Regions from separate parts of the Homo sapiens genome. Here region 1 is linked to region 2. Evidence: chromatin loops called from intact Hi-C (ENCODE). Cell type or tissue: PC-3. All regions are shown on one strand. Links, peaks and the distances in the headings refer to the core of each region. The heading gives the core; the rest is flanking DNA.

Region 1 (7,252 bases), core at 997-5,996, 130 kb before region 2:
GTCCATTGCACACACCTGACAACACTTCTGGGAACATCCTTCAGAAAGGACACTATACCAGCGCAGGCCAGATGATGGCACACTTTTTGTTTTTTGTTTTTTTGAGAGGGAGTCAGTCTCGCTCTGTTGCCCAGATGGCTGGAGTGCAGTGGCACGATCTCGGCTCACTGCAATCTCTGCCTCCTGGGTTCAAGCAATTCTCCTGCCTCAGCCTCCTGAGTAGCTGGGACTACAGGCATGCACCACCATGCCCAGCTAATTTTTGTATTTTTGGTAGAGATGGAGTGTCACCATGTTGGCCAGGCTGGTCTCAAACTCCTGACCTCAGGCGATTCGCCAGCCTCAGCCTCCCAAAGTGCTGAGATTACAGACATGAGCCACCGCACCCAGCCTGATGACACACTTTGGATAAATGTCCTGGTGATACCTCTATACCCATTTCCACCTTCTCCAGCCCTTCACCCTGACACAGGCCTGGTTCCAGGGCCACACAGTGCCCAAGCAAGGAGGATACCTGCAGATGGCCTCAAGTGGGGGACTCTGCCTGTGCTCCATGTTGCTTTCCTTGATAAATGGACCCTGGAATTACTCTAAGGGGCCCAGATAGATTAGTAAGGATCTCTTTGAGCTCCACGTACTCTTAAAAAGAATTAAACTCATTTAAGGAAAAAGGTAATTATTGGCTCAAATAACTGAAAAATCTAAAGTAGGCACAGCTAAACACGGGGCTCAAATGATTGCCACCAAATCTTTCCTCTCTTTTCCACTTCCCTCCCTTCCCCCCTCCCTCTCCTTCCCTCCCTTCCCCTCTTTTCCCTCTCCCTTCTCCTTCTTTTTCCTGTCCCCTCTCCTCCTCTACCCTCCTTTTCTCTTCTTTTCTCTTCCTTGTATGCATGGACCACACTGGAACACAGACTTTGCCCTTCCCAGGACCCCCAACCAGGCTTGAGTTAAATGATGGGCCTGATCAGAAAAAAAAACTCATTTCTAATTACAAAATTCAAAGACAGATGCGGGATTGGCAGAGAAGACATCTGTGGTTTCTGCTTGCCTGGGACCCGTTACTTCTCCTTTCTTTGGGGGACCACCCTTGACACTGTGTTTACTTTCATGGTTGCAGGGGTGGACACGGGACTTAGTGATAGTGCACAGTGACTGGTTCAGGGATGGGCATGGACCCAAGCCCCATCAATGAGCTCCTTCCCCAGGACGTATGCTTCCTCTCTCCTCCCCTTCCCTCTCCTCTCTTCCCCTCCCCTCTCCTCTCCTTTCATCTTTTCTCTCCTTCCCTTCCCTATCCTACTTTTCCTTCCTTTCCCTCTCCTGTCCCCTCTCCTCCCCGCTTTCTTCTCTTCCCCTCCCCTCCCTCTCCTGTCCCCCTCCTCCCCCTTCCTTCTCCTTCCCTCCCCTCTTACATTCTCTCCCCTCCCCTCAAGATCCCCTCCTCTTCTCTGCCTTCTCCTCCCCTCCCCTCCCTCTCCTTCCCCCTTCTCCTTTTGTCTTGCCTCCCTTCTTTTCCCTTTCTCTCCTATCTTCTGTTTTGTCTTCCTCCCTTCCCTTCCTGTTTTAGTCTGTTTTGTGCTGCTATAACAGAATAGTTATCATAGAATACCTGAGATTGGGTAATTAATAAAGAACAGAAATTTATTTCTCATAGCTATGGAGGCTGGAAAGTCCAAGATCAAGGTGCTGGCATCTCATGAGGGGCGTCTTGCTGCAACCTCACATGGCATAAGGCAAGAGAGCAAGCTAGTGCAATGCTGCGCAAAGCCTATTTTATAAGACCTTTAATCCCATTAACAAAGAAGGAAACCTCACAGCCTCATCACCTCTTACAGGCACCACCTCTTCCTACTATCACATTGGCATCATCTGAATTTTGGAGGGGACACATTCAAACTATAGCATTTCCCTTCCCTCCCCTTCCTTCCCCCAACCCCCTTTCAACCCCTCTTTCACTCCCTCTCCTGGTTCTATTCTCTTCTGCTCACCTTTTTCCCAGTCTCTCCAGAAAAAGCACCAGGATGGGGTGGCTGAAATGGAGATCTTCAGAATCAGGGAGACCCTGAGTCCCACAGAATTGGATCATCCGAGGCCATGCAGTTGAGTGGGAAGATGTGATTCAGCAGACATTGATTGAGCACTTACTGAATGCAGACTGGTGTGGGGGGTGTAGAGATGAATAGGACATGTCTTCCCTTTAAGAAGCTCAAAGACTAGTGAGAAGGAAAAAAGAAAGCCATATTGGTTGAGAAATTCTTATGTGCTAGGGAATTACATTATGAAATCCTCATGACAGAGTCACCCAGAAAGATGCAGAAAGGTCCGGTGATTTCTGGGTGCTGCAGCAGAGCTGGGAGTTGACATCAGGGCTTCTTGGCTGCAAGGTGGTTACTCTGTCCTCTAGAGCCACACATTTGCCACTTGAAAAACGACATCTCCTGGAATTGCTGAAAAAGCAAAGAAGTATGGGTTTCCTCTGCAGAATTCAGGGATTTCACCCCTCTAGGGTTCTGACTCAGGGCGGGGGCAAATTCACGTGGGAGTGCGGGATGCGGAACTGATGCCTCCCGAGTCTCTCCTAAGCTTGTGAGTCTCAAACCACAGATGGCTGATTGGTGGGGAAAGCAGCCGGCACCTGCGGGTCACCTTCCGCCCTGGGGAGCAAACTGTCAAAAGGAGCTGTGCCCGAGGCTGACCTAGTTAGACAGTGGGCCGCACACAGGCGCTCTCCTTTGCAGGATTTGTTCCAGGCGTTTGTTTATTTGCGCACCACTTTATTTGCCACTAAAAATACTCTTCCGAAGCAGAGGCGCAACTGACCGTGACTCTTGCGAAACAGCCGAGTGCACAAGCACTGAAGGGCTCCCTCTCGGGCTTCCCGGGCTCGGGGACTGCAAGGGGAACAGAGCAAGGCCTACTTGCCTTAAGGCAGGCAGCTCTGTTCACTTCCATAACCCCAAACCCAATCCCTCCATGAGGCACTTGCTGGTTAAGAAGCAGCTCTCAGCCTGCCTGGTGGACTGTGGATAACGTTGCACAGAACTCCTCAGTTGTAACCAACAAAACTCAGTTCAGACCGGGTTAATCATACACTCACACACACGTATTGTCTCAATGAGCAAAAATTCCAGAGACTGCTGTAGGCACAGCTGGATCCAGTACCGATGGATGGCTGGAATCTGGTCTAACTCTGGCCTTTTTCAGTTCTTTTTATCCTCTGGGTTGGCCTCACTCTCAAGCATGTTTTCTCCTCACAATGTCAAGATAGCTGCCAGTAGCCTCAGGCATGCTTAATCACAGCTCCAAGTGCAAACAAAAGGGGACTTCTTTTTCTCCAGACTTTTTTTAAATGCACTTTATTGAGGTACAGTTGATATACAGTAAACTCCATATACTTAAAGTGTACAATTGGATAAGTTTTGACATATGTGTACACCCATGGGACCACCACCATGTCGACACAAAGAGTCAGACTCCATAAAATTTTTAAACAGGTTTATTCTGAGCCAAATATGAGTGACTAAGGCCTGAGGCACAGTCCCAAGAGGTGCTGAGAATATGTGCCCAAGGTGGTTGGGTTACAGCTTGGTTTTTATATGTGTTAGGGAGACATAAGACTTCAGTCAATACATGTGAGGTATATATTGGTTTGGTCTGAAAAGGTGGGACAACTTGAAGGGGAGGGTTACAGGTCATAGGGGGATTCCAAGATCTTCTGATTGGCAATTGATTAAAAGAATTAAGTTATTATCTAAAGACCTGGAATCAATAGAAGAGTGTCTAGGTCAAGATGAGGGGTTGTGGAAACCAAGGTTCTTGTTACATAGATGAAGCTTCATGGGTGCCCACCCTTACAGGCAAAAGATGGTGAATGTTTCCTGCTCAAACCCTTAAAAAGTGCTAGACCCTCAGTTAGTCCCTTCAGGATTGGGAGGGTCTGGAAGGGGAAATATCTAGTTAACAGAGATTCGTTACAGATGCAATTCCACCACAAAAACAAAGTTGCAGGCTATTTCAAAGTGTGACAAATAAACATACTTTGGGGTAAAATGTTTTGATTTCCTTCTTTATCTGTCATGTGATGTTATGCCAGGGTCAGATTGGAAAGTCAGTCAGTTAGACAGGTTTAAATAAAATGTCTCTGATGAGATTTTACAGTTTGTAGTGTGTGACTCCCCAGGCCTCTTAGGAATTTGGGCAAGAGAGGAAAAAAGGCTGGGCGTGGTGGCTCGTGTCTGTAATTCTAGCATTTGGGAGGCCGAGGGGAGCGGCTTGCTTTAGCTCAGGGGTTTGAGACTAGACTGGGCAACACGGAAAAACCCCATCTCTACAAAAAATGCAAAAATTATCTGGGCGTGGTAGTGCGTGCCTGTAGTCCCAGCTACTTGGGAGGCTGAGGTGGGAGGATGGCTTGAGCAAGGGAGGTTGAGGCTGCAGTGAGCTGAGATGGCACCACTGCACTCCAGCCTGGGTGACAGAGAGCCTTGTCTCAAAAAAGAAAAGAAAAGAAAAGAAAAGAAAAGAAAAGAAAAAGGTCAGAATTTAGTCCTCAACCACAATCAACACAGCAAACAAGTTCATGATAGCCAGGGTTTTCCTGTGTCCCTTTGTCATCCTTCCCTCTGTCTGTGAAAATAGTCAAACTCTGTGGAATGTTTGAAGAGATTTATTCTGAGTGAAAATGAGTGACCAGTCCTCCATAGATTCTGAGAATGTGCCCAAGGTGGTTGGGCCACAACTTGGTTTTATATATTTTAGGGAGACATAAGGGACCGATTGATATGTGTAAGATGTACCTTGGTTGGTTCTGGAAAGGTGGGACAACTGGAAGTGAGAGCTTCCAAGTCATGAAGATTTAAAGATTTTTTGATCAGCAACTGGTTGACTTATTTTCAATAGAAAGAAATGTCTGGATTATGATAAGGGGTTGTGGAGACCAAGGTTTTATTATGCAGATGAAGCCTCTAGGTAGTATGTTTCAAAGATAATAGATTGTAAATGTTTCTTATCAGACTTAAAGAGTCTGTTCTATCAGTAGTTCTAAAAGAGAGGATGGTATAATGAGGCATATCTGGCCCCCTCTTCCCATCATGGGCTGAACTAGTTTGTTTTTCAGGTTAACTTTAGAATGTCCTTGCCAAGAGGAAGGGAGTTGGTGGGTGAGTGGCAGATAGCTGGGAAAACATTCGAGGAATCATAGACAGCTTCTACATGGCTGTACTCTCTCCCTGGGCAGGAGCGAGCCGAACGTACAGCATTAGCAGGGTAATTATACCTTTTGCAGACAATAGTGGCTCCAAGCCAAGCACAAGCTCATGTGGGTGACCACCTAACGTGCCTCATGTGGCAAGGTTGCATAATGTGCAGGGTTGTGCACCTGCACTCCTAACCTGCTGAATCATGCTGCACTGGAAGCCTGCCTTGGCTTACTCCTGACTAAAGTGCAGTCATCTCCCTCATACTCCACCTCCCAGGCCGAGGGCGTCCCCCGGGCAAGGACACAAGCCCATAGGGCAGAGCCCTGAATTCATAACCCACAACAACAACACAGAGAGCAACAACTCACTACTAGGATCCCAGCTATGCTACTTATGACTATTAGGACCCAGCATAGGCCAGAGCCTAGAGATGCCCACCAACTCTGTAGGGGGTCGTCAGTAAGGGTCTTGACCACCTTAATCTCCCATGAGACCCTTTGCAGGGCTGCTGTTATATTCTGCCAATTGTCAGGGATAAAGGTACAACATTGTGTTCCTAAAAGGGCACAGGTGCCTCCTTGGGCAGCAGTTATTATGTCAAAGGCCATTCAGTTTTGCAACACCACCTTTCTCATCTGATCAACCTCATCCATAACAGGATGAGGGCCACTCGGGTGTAATTCAGAGCCCTGGTGGTGTGCTCTGCAAGAGCAGTAACTTGTGCTTCTACAGTTTTGACACCCACTCCAGGGATAGTCATTGCCAAGGGGTAGGACCACCAGGGGGCTCATTGCACTCACAAAACCCAAGAGAGTAGTGCCTCCCAGGTATGTGGGAGTCTGGGCAACATGGGGAGAACAGTGCCAGGTACATGAGGCCACCCCCAGGTACAACATCCAGTCCAGTCCACTGGTTGGTAAGGCCACCCTGTGTCACTACAGACCCATAGACTGCCAGGGGGCACAAAATCCATTAGGGCGTGATGTTGGTGGGGCTTCTTGTTCCACCACCTTGTCACTATACCTTTGGTGTAGTGACATGTGTTATGTTCACACAAGCCATGACGGGTACCCACTCCTCAGTGGTGTTACCCCAGTGTTTCTCAGTGCACCATGATGCCTGGGCTGGAGGTACTACACGTCCCCCCAGTAGCCAGCCCCACCCATCATAAATGCTACAGGCTAGCCAGGGGGTGGGTGCACCTTGGGTCTTGAGGTGTCCTTTGTCCAAAATTTGCTGCATTGCGTTCCAGGCATCAGCCACAGGTGTCCAAGTCTCCAGCCATGTGCAGTTGTCTGCAGATGCTGAATGTATGTGCCGAGGCCAGCCATCCACAGCTGTTGCTGGAAAGGTGGTGCAGATCCAACAGCTGGAAACACCGGTCATCTCAGTGTAGGTGTGGGCTGAGTCCACAATGCAGTTGGAGCATGTTAACCTATGACGGAAATGACTGAGTAGGCACAGATACTGATGGAGGTAAAGCACGTCCCTCAGGCAAAATATAGGCTAACCTTTCATCCCTGGATAACAGTGCAGCCACCAAGGGTTTTTGCCATGGGCAAAACCACACCTCAGCTCCCCACGGTTCCTTTGAGTCCTGTATCTGTGCCAAAGTCATGGGGAGCTCATAATAGGTGGCACAGACAGTACATATGTCCCCCAGAGGAGAGTTCTTTCCCTGGCCTTTCCCCTATGAACAGTCAACTGCAGGGGCCATGTATTGAACACCGAAGGAGTGAAATGCAAGTCACACTGTAGGCCCTCCCCCAAGGGAGCTACAATGGCCAACCACTGGCTGTGCAGGCTTGGAGGGTACAGGGCCACAGCCAGGTTTTCTGTTCCACTGCTTTCAGGGGAGCTGGAGCAGCCACCAGCAGGTTACCATTCGTCCCCATACCTGGTCGAAGGAGGTCATCCTTGGAATGTATCTGCAACTGAGTGGGGGCAGTGCCCTGGTGTAACAAAGCCTCCACTGGGGTCTGGCTGCCTTTCTGTGGCCGTTCGTTCAAGGTTAGGAGCACCAGGTCCAGCTTGGAACTCCAGCCCTGCAA
Region 2 (7,252 bases), core at 712-5,711:
AAGCAGATGAACGCGATTATTTCTGGTAAGTATGATGAAGACAGAGAGGCAGGGCAGTGTGGATTGAGAGTGGCTTGGGGATGAATGCCTCTAGTGATAATGTGCAGAGAAGGCTTCTCAGAGAGGGGAGATTTGATCTGACCTGAATGAGACAAAAGAAGCGGGTTCTGGACAGACCTGTGAGTGGGCTCTTCCAAAGGCAGAGGAAGTGCAAAGGCCCAGGGACAGACATGAGAGTGGCATGTTTCGGACAAGGGAGGGAAGCCGGCATGGCTGGAGCACAGACATAGGGGGATGGTTAGAAATGGGGTCAGGAGGCAGGTAGGAGCAGGTCATATTGTGCCTCTTCAGCCCTAGTAGAGGCTCTATGCGGATCTCAGTGCTGTGAAGTGCCACTTGGGGGTATCTGTCAGTGGTCTAAGGAAAGCTGCTAGCACACTGCTCGCTTGGACTGCATTGGGAGCTTGTTAACTGGGAGACATCCGTATACACACTATTGAGTGTGTGCGTGTTGATCTCCAGGGTAGGAGGATGAAAACTACTGTTTTGATTTGCTTTGTTTTAAGTGACAAATTATTTTGTTTGAAACTAAAACTGGAATGTCATATAAATCTAGGAATTTGGACTCTGGTGTACACAATAGGTGGCCCACTTGGAGCCTTTTTAATCTCTCATGTCCAGTTTTTTTGAAGGTATTTGCAAAAGGTCAGGGGGCATTTGGAGAGGATGTGGAGGAAACTAACAGGAAAAGTAAAGAAATAATAGGCAGGGTCTTGTTTTTGAGTTGCCCAGTACAGTGCCACTCCGGATGAATGTTTAATAAATGCCTTTTGGTGCTGACCTCTCCCCAGGTGTGCTATCTGCAGCAGTACACGGGGACTGGGGGCAAGAAAGGGCTAGCATCCACTTCCTGTTAATGATTCTTTCATCTGACCCTCTCGATAGCTCTGGCAAATTGACAGCTACTGTGTAAGAATTGTAACTATACCAACTGTAACTGGGGATTGCACTTTGAAAGCTCATGAAGTTACATGGACAGTGATCATTGCATTGTATCTTCCTATTGTGGTAAAGTGATCTCCACAGATGGAATTGTGCAGTGCACAGCCTGGGCAGCCATACATGGCTGTCCTGTCTGCAAGATAGATTTTATCCATTTTTTTTTTTTAAACAAGTCACATGTAGCCCACCAGGGTTAGAAGCTTGCCAAGGGCACATAGCTAGGATTAGCAGAAGCTGGATCTGAACGGAGATGACACCCGGAAAATAGCTGCTCCTGCAACTGGCTGCCTCTCACTGTTGGGTAAAACAGATTCAGGTAAATGAAAATAGGATGAGGTAGAGAATGTTGAGGACTGTGAGAGACGAAGGCTAAGAAGAGATCAAGGAAGGAGCAAGTCATTCTGACTTGGGAGGCCTGGACAGGCTTCATGGAGGACAGACTGAGCAGGCCCTTGGCAGAGTTGGGGGCAGGACACCCAGAAGCCGTTTTACCACTTTGTTTTGCAGCCATGTCCCTCAGCCACTTCCCAGCTGCAGCTGCACCTCATCCGCAAGCTGACGACTCACACCCATAATTCATTCATAAACATTTATTTCTATCTAAATCAGCAACTGAATGCGTCTATTGGTGGCGGCGCGGGTGCTGTGCAAGGCACTGATCCACTTTGTGGGTTGGCACAGGGAGGCTGGCTGTGCAGTTTTGATGGCCCTGTTTGAGGAAATTAAGTGTCCTGAGCGGTTGCTTCATAGCCATTTTCCAAGGTGGAAAATCAACATCATTTGCCTGCACTACATAGATAAGGTTGGCTCGGGAGCTCTGCTTTCTCCAGCTTAGAAGAAAGGTGGGACTTCCCTCGTGGGCTTCTGTGTGGGGAAACATACATGGAGGAGGAGGAGGATGATAATTACAATAATCACAAGAGTCCCTAACATTTATTATTTACTTATTAAACACATTATATGCTCCAGGGCCTGTGCTAAGTATCAAAGAGAAGTCCCATCTTTTCTTACTTAGGGTTAGGTTCTGAAGTCAGCATGTAAGAGGCAGAAACTTGTATGTAGCCAGAATTCCCCCTGATGGTCCTTTGAAATTGTCCAAAACTTGCATGGTGTATGTATGCTTTGGAATAGCGGTATTATGTAAAAATAGAATAGTGTGACTTTGCATAAATATATTATCAGTCACTGTCACCCCTCACTCTCCAGCAGGGATATTGAGCATAGGAATTGGGAGAATCACCCAATGTTTTGGTTTATTTCTCTCTCATCCTCTCTTTCCTCCTCTTTTTAATCCCCAGACTCATATATATGACTATTTGAACTCCCCTGAGTTCAGTGTTCATTTAACTCAACCCCACTCTCTCACTTCATGCCTACACTTTTACTGCTGTGTTTTTGCAGAGAAGGATACTGAGACTCCAAGAAGTTCAGACAAGTCCTGAGGTTGCACAGCTCACAGACTGTGGGGCCAGGATGCAGGCCCTAGGTGGGCCAACTCCAGTGCACACCAGCTGTCAGCTCGGAAGGCAGGAGCCTTCTCCCTGGGGCTCTGCCATCTCCTCTGCGGTGACGTCCTTAGACCCCCTCAGCTGACTGCACTTAAGCTTCAGACACAACTAATGATCCAGCTATTACCAACTTGGGCCTCACTTTTAAAAATAAGTGTTTCAACCAGTCCAGCCCTGAGATTTAACAGCCGATATTGTATGCACATTAAACACCAAATGATTGTTAACATATTTATTGAAGCTTAACAGGCATCCAATATATAAAAGATGACTCTTATATGGCTGTCAGACCTCAATAAACATGTTTAATAATTAATTGGCATTAAGCAAACATAATTGTGCAATTCTAAATTAAGTGCTCAGTGAAGCATATTGGGAATGGAAAACCACAGTGTTTTATAACTTAAAGTTCAGGCTGTCAGTATGGCTTTTTATAGACCAAGAAAAATACCCTGCTTTTGAAGACACGACCTGAGCCTCCTGTTGGCCTCATACTGAAAGGCAGGAGTTTTCTTGTTCCTAGACCCTCAGATCTGATAGACATTGTTTTGTTTGGCTTGTCGTTTGCCTTCCTGTGTATCCACTTTTGGAGTTCTGATGTCCCAAGCCAAGAGTTGTGTGATGTGATAGAGTTTTTGCATATCAGCTTTCAGTGGAATGACCAGTTTTGCTACAAATTTGTTCTGTGAAGTCACTGCCAACTACTGGATTAGTGAATACTGAACCATTGCTCCTAGAAGAAATGCAGGGTTAGGTTCCTGGAAGCCTCTGGTCACAACATTTTTGTCAACTGATCAATCATAACCTTGTTTTATGTGTGTCTCTGTTTAACATCACCTTATTTGACATATACAGTTAATTCATGAACATTGAACTGAGTTCAACAGCACTGTCACTCATGCCTGGAGGAAGTTTCTCTAACACTCATATTGTCTCCATAAGGCACTTCACAGCCTTCTTGCACTGATAACACTAAGTGCAAGCACTTCCAGCACTTTGGCACTATGCGTGGGGGCCACATGAAACAGCAAAGTCACCAGTGAAAAGCACAAAAATGTGACAAATGTGGGACGCTCACTAGATCATGAAAAGGACATTTGTTTACAATCCAAGGGCTGAAACAAGAAGGCAGAATGTGGCCTTGTTTGACCTCCGTGGGAACGTGTGTGTCGGGTGACTGTAATTTTTTGCCACTCTCTGCATGTCTGACAATGACCATGAAAGCACTGCAAATATTGATTTTGGGGTTAAAAATAAATTTCAGCAAGTAGGCAGATTCACAAATACAGAATCCATGGATAATGAGGATCGCTTATAACCAGATTCCAGCAAGTGCAGCCATCTGCACATCTAAGCGTCCTGCATCTTCTGCCTGCCTTTGCACGGTCTGTTCCACCTGCCTGGGACACTGTCCACCCAGTCCCAATGGTGCTTTTGCTCTTGGTAGGGACACAGTAAATATTTGTTGAGTTCAACTGAGTAGTTTTCAAATAAGGACCCAAAGTAAGTGTCATTTGAAAATGCACTTTACTTTTCTTTAGTCATCATTTCTTTCAAAGTTCCTTGCTGTTATTTATTATTTCAATTTAGTTAATATTCTCCCTTGGCTTAAATTAACTTCCTATCTCTCACCTGCCCATAAATCCTTCAGAGACTCTGAAAATTAAGCCATTTTCTCGACTGGCAACGAATCCCTTAAGATTCATGCAGGAACAAGGAAGAGATTGTCCCCCACGGGCACTCCTGGCTGGGTCGGATCTGTGTGACAGTGAAAAACTGTCCCCAGGATCCCATTCATATATGAAACCCATCCACATCTGCCCTACGGGGAGGTGTGGAATCAGACTTAAAACCTCCATAAAAGAAACACTGGAAAGTGCTGCCATAACTTTTGAAAGTCACTCTTCAGTGGCAATCCTTGGAGTTGTGATGGGCAGATAGGGGATGCTCTGAGACCACTGGGGCCTTCTTGGGCCTCTCACACAGTTTCCATTGCAGCCCCACCTGGAAGGTTTGGAGCTGCAGGTGGGTCTTGGCTCTGGAGTCCAGGAAAGCTATGGGTTCTTCAGGGATCTTTTGGAAAATTATGTTTTGGAAGACTGCAATTTTATTCCTGAGGATATTAAAACATAAATAAAGGCATATTATGAAATTCATGCAGTGAATGAAGATTTTAAAAGTTAGAAAGTAAAGGCCGGGCACGGTGGCTTATGCCTGTAATCCCAGCACTTTGGGAGGCTGAGGCAGGCGGATCACAAGGTCAGGAGATCGAGACCATCCTGGCTAACATGGTGAAACCCCGTCTCTACTAAAAATACAAAAAATTAACTGGGCATGGTGGTGGGCGCCTGTAGTCCCAGCTACTCGGGAGGCTGAGGCAGGAGGATGGCGTGAACCCAGGAGGCGGAGCTTACAGTGAGCCAAGATCGTGCCACTGCACTCCAGCCTGGGCGACAGAGCGAGACTCCGTCTCAAAAAAAAAAAAAAAGTTAGAAAGTAAAAAGCAGATAGCAGCAGTCTCACCATCACCGAAATACACACATTTTTAATATTTGGGTGCATTTGGTCATTTTCTCTCTTTCTCTCTCTCTCTTTCTCTCTCTCTCTCTGTGTGTGTGTGTGTGTGTGTGTGTGTGTGTGTGAGAGAGAGAGAGAGAGAGAGAGAGAGAGTTCTTAGTATAATTTTAGTCATACTGCATAGAAACGTTAGTATTCTTTTTTCCCCCACTTAACATGGCATCATAGACTTGTTATCTGGTGTTACCTAGTTCACATAAGCCTCATTTCAGACAGCTGCAAATTAGCCACTTGGTTGGTTGCACTGTAGTTTGCTAAACATTCCACTATTGTTAGACATTGTTTCTAGTTGGTTTTTTTTTGTTTTTTTTTTTTAAACTCTTTAAATAACAGTGCAATCTATTTTTTCATTTTTTCCTAAAGTTAGCAGTCTGGGATTATTCTTAGCCCAGATTTTCAAAAGTAGAGTTACTGGATCATTGGGTAGGGACACTTTTAAGGCTCTTGATAATGTCACCTCATTGTTACGAGTGTGGGAGAGTTCCCATCTCAGCAGATCTTCCAGCATTGGGTTATCATTTTTGAATCTTCGCTAAATTTTAATGGGAACCAGAGTTTGTTTCCTCCCAGTGGCAGTGCTCCACCAGACATCCAGCCTAGAGTGCCCAGGCCTTAAACAGTGTGTGCATGTGTACACTAACTACAATCTATATTTTTAATTTTTTAAAAAATGGATGATACTGGCAAGTAATTGTTTTGTGCTTTCTCCAGTATTTCTTGAAAGTATCTTATCTTCCAAAAGTTTCTTAGTGTCCTTTGGTTTTTATTTGGATCTGTTTATTCTCTGTGCCTTTTTCTTTTTCTACCAATGGAAAATGCAGCTCTTGAGGATGACGATTGCCAAACAAAGGCTCGGAGACGAAGCAATCGGCGTGCGACACTTTGCAGCCCATGAGCGTGAAGACTTGGTGCAGCAGCTAGAGCGAGCTAAGGAACAGGTTCTCACTAACATCTATTCAGAGTGGGGGATGCATTTGCACAGCTGGACACAACACAAACAAGAGTGGACTGTGCCCCTCGTTTCTCAGAGTATGGGGTGCCTGGGATGCACGTTGAATGCTTTTACTTCCTCAGCACTGCACTAGGGTCCCAAGCTGACTCTTGGGTTTCTGGCCTCCAGCAGGCAGGTCTGCTCCCTGCTATTGGGTACCATTGTTCTGAACACAACAAGAAACGTTCCTCCTAGCCAGGATAGACAGGGAGAGAACAACACGTGACAAACTGGCCTTACTTTGCAAGTTTCTGCTAAAATGCTGAGCAGTGCCTCTTAGGCAAAATCTCAACAAGTGCAGAGCCCTAGTTAGGTAACAACTAAGAGAGCCTAAAGTTCATTTTCTTCCTCTTACTAACTGAAGAGCAGAACAAGATTTCTGGGTCTAGAGTGGATTTGAAAAAGTATGGATTTGTAAGACACTGGCAGCTGCAGGGCATCCTGAAGTTGGCGAGGGTTCAGTTCTGGTTTTCTAAGCTGCTGCACCTCTCCTGTCTTAAATATAATGAATGTCTGGCAGGAAGTCATCCCTCGCTTTTAGCTGTTATTGTATTTCAGTGTGTGGCGCTTATGGCTTTAGGGCATGCGGGTAGTGTTAATAAACTCTCTAAAAATCAGTCAACCAAGTGGGAGGCTCCATCTCTGGCCATAAAGCTGGAGCCTGAGGAACATCTTGAGTAAGGGCTCTCCCTGTGGTTTTAGATTGAGTCTCTGGAGCACGACCTGCAGGCTTCTGTGGACGAGCTTCAGGATGTTAAAGAAGAACGGTCTTCCTACCAGGACAAAGTGGAGAGGCTCAACCAGGAGCTGAACCATATCCTGAGTGGGCACGAGAACCGCATCATTGACGTGGACGCCCTGTGTATGGAGAACAGGCAAGTGGCCAGGCCCAGGCCTGTGCGTGGGAGGAAGGCTGGCTCTGCACAGGCCTGCAGGCTGGGAGTTATTTGCAGCCCTATTTATTTTGGAGAAAATTGCCTTACAAGTGAAAAGAAACTCACTCCCCCGAAATGATGACATCAATGCCATGTATTAGTTGCAAAAGTGAAAAAGGAAAGCAGCCCACACCTACACAGTGCACACATCTCCCTTCTCTTTCCCTACACCTTCCTTGGTAGGTTGAGAAGGGCGAGGAACCCATGAGAGTTGCTTGTTATTGCCATCAAGGAGAAAG

The links. Hi-C counts contacts between places; a loop is a spot of excess contacts. Peaks named below come from ENCODE experiments on the same cell type or tissue, not always from the same donor. Only the 100,000 strongest peaks of a DNase experiment are listed, where the experiment ranks them.
Region 1: it touches region 2 in a loop (3-fold over the local background); 4 of 110 quality-filtered maps call a loop at or near these places.

Annotation. Positions count from the first base shown.
Region 1 is chr4:24,969,571-24,976,822 of GRCh38, reverse strand. It overlaps a transcript of CCDC149 not described here and a transcript of LOC102723675 not described here. Among named protein-coding and RNA genes, the nearest start is that of LGI2, 58 kb to the left of the region's middle. In PC-3, for the core only: no CTCF peak of the experiment used is centred there; DNase peaks (open chromatin) are centred at 3,272 and 3,522; H3K4me3 peaks cover 873 bases; H3K27ac peaks cover 896 bases.
Region 2 is chr4:24,836,929-24,844,180 of GRCh38, reverse strand. It overlaps CCDC149 (coiled-coil domain containing 149), which reads left to right. Exons shown (of 13, transcript NM_001395273.1): 5 at 5,909-6,025; 6 at 6,781-6,953. Among named protein-coding and RNA genes, the nearest start is that of SOD3, 45 kb to the right of the region's middle. In PC-3, for the core only: a CTCF peak has its summit at 3,028; a DNase peak (open chromatin) is centred at 3,150; H3K4me3 peaks cover 419 bases; H3K27ac peaks cover 1,907 bases.